Linked DNA regions of Homo sapiens: region 2 is linked to region 1. A link is an interaction called in ENCODE POLR2A ChIA-PET data of the cell type or tissue named here. Cell type or tissue: GM12878. All regions are shown on one strand. Links, peaks and the distances in the headings refer to the core of each region. The heading gives the core; the rest is flanking DNA. Region 1 has its middle 1.9 kb from the start of C11orf42. Region 2 has its middle 15 kb from the start of CAVIN3.

Region 1 (2,927 bases), core at 206-2,705:
TGTATCTTGTTCCAAATTGAGATTGCATACATACCTACCATATGATGTGTTTCAAGAGCTTTACCACACTCTCATTCCTCATGACAACCTGAGAATTAATTATAAGCCCACAATCCCTCATCCATAATTCCAAAATAAAACTCTGAAGAAACAATATTTTTTTATAACTTTGGCCCAAAAGCTGACATCTCAACCATCATGATCCTATTTATAATCTTTATTTATCTTATTTAGTGTAAATGTTCATACATCTAACTTCAGAAATGTTGATGTTTGATTATAGGGCACTGTCCTGAATCCCACTGGGGTATTCCTTAATATATGATATATATATATCATATTCCTTTTCTATAATCTGAAAAAAACTGAATTCCAAAATATCTGTCCCTAAAAGTTTCAAATAAGGTGTGAGGGGTCTGTGTGATTATCCTTGAAGTCTGAGAGACATGAAGAGACTTGTTAGGGCTCTTTATCACTCTAAAGTCTTTGCTGTCAATACTATTCTATACTGCCCTACAGGTTCATACTGAGAACCTCGTGTTCTCTGGATAAAAAGATCCATCTGTTTATTCCCCCCATGCTCTCCATTCAGACCACCCTCAGATACCCTGCAGATGGTCTGTCTCTCATGCCATACCAGAGGCAAATCCTATAAGCAGGATATGGCCCAAAGAGCGCAGCCCTTAGGCTCATGATCTCCATCCAGGACCAAGTAGTCATCCATTTTCCTTCAGTAACTTTTAGTTTCAGTCTCTCTCTGAGTCAAAAGGAAAGACCGACTTACTTAGTGTTGGGGTAGATCAGTAGGGAATTTAGGGATCCTAGGGAATCATGATAATCAGGCAGCAGAAGAATGTATGGGCTTCTAACTGAGAAGTAATCAGTCAGAAGTTTTCAGTCACAATTTCCCCTGTGAGCCCCTCTCCCAAAAGTCCTAAAGAGATCCTCCTCGTCCTTTTTTTTTTTTTTGTATAAATTTGAAGGGTACAAGTGCAATTCTGCTATATGCATAGACTGCATAGTGGTAAAGTCACCACAGTCCACCATCCCTGCACCTACCTCATCCCTCCCCTTCTCATTCTGGAATCCCCTCGGGATCTGGATGTACACCATTCTCTATCAGTCACTCTCATTGTCTCTGTACCACTGCATCTCTGTCTCCTTGCACCATTTGTCAGTTTTATCCCATATCTATGTCTCTTGTCCTTGTGTATGTCTCTCTCTTGCTCTATCTCCACCTGCCTCACTCAGAATTCTTTCCTGGAGAGAACAGAGGTGCAGCTATACTACACCAGGTGACCTCTTTTTGTCAACCATAATCAAAATGTGCTAAAGGAAGGAATTTGGTTTCACTTGTCTTAATAAGAAACTTGGGGTTTCTGATTCGGCCCATCGTGGCTCCTCTCTTATCCTGCCCATTTCCTTTTCACTAAACCACTTGGTACTTTCCATCTGGCAGACACTCCTCCCACCACACACTAAAGTGAGCCAAAGGAACGTGTTGGTTAAAGGTTCAGTCAAGCAGACTTTTACCTGAATCCTAGATCCTCTATAAACTCACTCTATATGCTTTGGAGTAATTATTCAACCTCTCTGAACCTGTTTCTTTGCTTGTAAAATGAGATAATAGTAGTAACTACTTCAAGAGGATACCAAATGGATTAATATAATGAATTCAAAGTATTTTGCACAGCTCCTAGCACAAAAGAGCTCAATATTAATATTTGGCATAATTCCTCTCCTGGAAATGTTTGATATTAATTCCTCTCTGGAAAATAGGACCACACCCACTGTAAAACCTTTGCTCAAAGACCCAGCACCCATATTCATAGCTTTATCTAAGGAGACCTGCCCTCCCGAGGCCAGTTACATCTCCTTTAGGAAAATTTTACTAACACTCTTTCCCACCACTGCAGGACCTTTGCCTATGCCCCCACTCATACCACCTCAGCCAGCTCCGATGACAGCCAACTTTGTGGGACTGCTCTACAGAGCTATGCCGGGCTGGGCTAGGGGAGGATACCTCCTACACACAAGAGGTATTCCTGGGCACAAAGGAGACTCTCCAGAGGGACTCAGAGAAAGGACTCCTTGAACAGATAAGGTACGGAGTAGAAAAGTTAACTACAGGAAAGGCTCTCTAGAATGGTTCTTCTTTAGCAAAACACAGTTGAGATCTCTGGACAAAGACGCAAAGGAGATAACACATAGCTAATATTCCAGCTCTTATCTAGCTACTAGGCACAAATCAGACTAGGACAGGGAGTGGAGCATGAAGAAATTTTTTCTCAAATTTACCTGGGTAATTCTGGCTTCCTGAAAATTCTCTCGTTACTAAGGCAACATTATCCCAATTATATTCTTACCCTCCACATTGTCACACTGCTCAGCACAGCAACCTCCTACACACACCTGGTTTTCATTGCAATTGTAACCCACCCATTAATAATGGTTTTCAACGTAAGTTATGCATTAAAATTGCCTGAAGAGCTTTTAGAAATTGTGATGCCCAGGCACACCCCAGATCAATTAAATCAGAATCTCTGGCACCAGTAATTGATCCAGGCAACAGTAATTTTTAAGCTCCCAGGCAATTCCAAAGTGCAGCCAAGGCTGGGACCACTGCTTGGTTCTCAGTATAAGCCCTGATCTATATAGTCATGCATTGCTTAACAACAGGGTATGTTCTGAGAAATGCATCCTTAGGCAATTTTATCATTGCGCAAACATCATAGAGTGTACTTACACAAACCTAGATGGTATAGCCTACTACACAGCTAGGCTCTATGGTATAGCCTATTGCTCTTGGGCTACAAATCTGTACAGCATGTTACTGTAGTGAATACTATATGAAATTGTAACACAATGGTATTTGTGTATCAAAACATACCTAAACATAGAAAAAGTAAAGTAAAAACATGGCATTA
Region 2 (2,927 bases), core at 328-2,827, 100 kb after region 1:
GAAACATTCAACAGCCCTAATGATCTATAAGCCTTTGCCAGTGCTTAATCTGTTCCAGAGGTATATCTACCTCCTCAAATCACTCTTAAGGGGCCCCAGGTACCACCCAGCTTCTCCTAAGCATTTTAGTACTTTTCCCTGTCGCAGAAGCCTTCTCTGCCCCCTCCGCTTTGTCCTGCCTACACTGAACAAATCACCAAACCAGGCACTATGGACAGTGACTTGGCTGTACAGGTGCCCTTTGCATAACAATGATGTTCGTGAGAGGCATGACTCTTAAGCCGACATGAGTCTCTGTGACTTTAAATCCTCCTTGTTCCTTTCAGACAAACTGCTGACAAGCCTGGTCAGCATGCACTGACCTGAATGCCCTTTTCTACATCATTAAACCCCTTTTTAACTTCCCGCTGTGGGGATGATGTGTGTCTGCACCGGATCCACACTATGTTTCTTCCCCCTTTCTGTTTAATCACACCTAAATCAAAAGCAGAAAATCACAGTTAAAGCTAATTTGTATCATATTAAATATTAAAATCCATATTAAAATTAATGACATGGTGATATGGTGAGACCCCTTAATAACACTACCATGTGACAGTTTTCTATTTTCACTTACTATTGCTATTAACTTCGTGTTGGCATCAGTTGTTCTCTACAGGTGACAAGTGCATTTGATAGCAGCATATATATGTAAATAACTTACGAATGACAAAATTTTTATAATTTTTTTAAAAATACAAAATTAAACCCTCTAAAAAACTAATTTTTAAGATATCTCTGAAAAATACACAGATATATACGTACTCCTACCCTTTTGTGTCTTACCCTAAAAATTACTCTTTGCAAATAATCTTATAAGCTTTCACTCCCTTTTATTTTGCTTTGCTGGTGGCTCTGATGGTATATGTTCACTGGTGCCTTTTTGGGGGAACATTCCAGAACCCTGTTCTATTATACCACAGACACAGAAAGGTGTTCTGATAATGAGTACTAGTATTTTGGAAAATAAAACAAAAAACAAAATTTCACCACATCCTTGTGAGAATATTTCTACACATTCCTGGAGTTTGTCTGATGTGCTATCATTGGCAAGGTAGAAGGTCATCCTAAATTAACTTGGATCTTTTTCCATTATGGATCATATGCAGAAGCATGAATTGTAGAGTCTTCACAACAGAAATAGCTTGTTCTGTATTACAGGACTCCAGAGTGAGTGAGGGATTCATCCTGACTAACAATAAATATTGTTACATTAATGCTTCAGCACAGTCTCTTATATTGAGTACTGTAGAGAAAGAGGCATAGAATAAGTTTATTACTAACTAAGAAAAAAATAATAAACTCAACTTTCTCTTTACCAAACAATTTATCCGGAATTACAACCTGTATCATTGCAATGTTTTTATGAATTCTAGGCAATATCTTCTAACTTAAAAAATAAGTAAAACTAAAAAAAAAAAAAAAGAAAAAGAAGTGGTAAAACTTAAAGCTCCCCCATCTCACCCTTCATCACATACTAGCAGAATATCTTTCACCAATTCTTAACTATAGATACCCATGTAAGAAATAGTCTGTTTAATGGTCACATCAGGCATCAATCAAATGTTGAGGTTTACCAATCTTGGCAATATTGACATTTTGGATAGGCTAATTATTTGTTGTAAGGTACTATCATGTGCATTGTAAGACGTTTAACAACATCCCCGATGTCTGTCTACTAGGTGCCAGTTGTGACACTAAAAAGTGTCTCCAGACATTGGTAAATGTCCCCCCTGGGGTCGGTGGTGGAGGGTATGCCTGCAGTTGAGAACAACTGGTCTAGAGAAAAGAGGGTAATTGACCTAGTTTAGATGGAGTGCATAGTGCTGGGTCAGTTCGCTGTGAATCAGCGAGCAAGGATCAGTAAAGTACAGCATAATTCTATTTGAATATATGTGGCTGCTCCTTTAATCAGTGCTGAAAAGTCAATCTGCTAAGTGAGTGTTTACCACACTGCGGAGATTCCCTCTAGGGTTTGGCTTTTGTAGCTTTGCTCTTTGTTGAAGTTGTGCTATGATCTGAATGTTTGTGTCCCCCAAAAACTCATATGTTGAAATCTTAACAGACAAGGTGATGATATTACAAGGTGGCACCTTTGGGAGGTGATTAGAGATTAGATCATGAGAATTAAAGGGATTAATGTCCTTATAAGAAAGGCCTAAGAGAGAGTCCACAGCCCTTCTACCATGTGAAGACATAGAGAAAAAGCACCATCTGTGAACTAGAGAGCAGACCCTTACCAGATGCTGGATCTGCCAGCATCTTGATTTTGGACTTCCCAGTCTCCAGAAGTATGAGAAATAAATTTCCGTTGTTTATAAGCTACTCAGTTTATTGTATTTTCTTATAGTAACCACAACAGACTAAAACATGCTATTAAGCTTTTTAATTTATTATATTTATTTTTAATTTTTGCCTGTAGTTACTTCTTGTTTTTGAAGTTTTTCCCCTGTTTTAGGTATTTCTATTATCCTTACAGTTTTAGTATTCTGCCATCTTCAAGTAAGCTTTAAGTTGATTTTTGTTCAATGTGAGTTAGAATGTTGTTTTTTTCTATTTACTTTCCTCTCATTAGTATAACCTGAAATCTGCTAGGCAAAATGTGTGGGTTTTATTGTGTCTGTATTTCAGGAAGAAATAAAGGGTGGATGGTCATGTCCATATATTTGAGGCTCACTTGTTTATAAACCTTGGAAGTCGAGAGCCAAGTTAGCAGCTAGTTGAAAAGGATTAGAAGAACAAACCTCTCACTATCATAAAGTCCAATGTATTTAACAGTCTGGCTGGGTAATTAATGCTTAAACGTCAAAATGAGTCTGCTTGAAGTATTCTCTTAGATCCCCCAACCCACTGATTTAGAGAAAAGATCAAGATTTCAGCCCTTCCCT

Evidence for each region. ChIA-PET counts read pairs that join two places held together with the same protein. Peaks named below come from ENCODE experiments on the same cell type or tissue, not always from the same donor. Only the 100,000 strongest peaks of a DNase experiment are listed, where the experiment ranks them.
Region 2: POLR2A ChIA-PET joins it to region 1 with 7 read pairs; 3 of 35 experiments call an interaction of 5 or more read pairs at or near these places.

Annotation. Positions count from the first base shown.
Region 1 is chr11:6,202,200-6,205,126 of GRCh38, forward strand. No RefSeq gene overlaps it. Among named protein-coding and RNA genes, the nearest start is that of C11orf42, 1.9 kb to the right of the region's middle. In GM12878, for the core only: no CTCF peak of the experiment used is centred there; a DNase peak (open chromatin) is centred at 1,442; H3K27ac peaks cover 188 bases.
Region 2 is chr11:6,303,567-6,306,493 of GRCh38, forward strand. No RefSeq gene overlaps it. Among named protein-coding and RNA genes, the nearest start is that of CAVIN3, 15 kb to the right of the region's middle. RefSeq lists an enhancer at 1-693. In GM12878, for the core only: no CTCF peak of the experiment used is centred there; no DNase peak of the experiment used is centred there.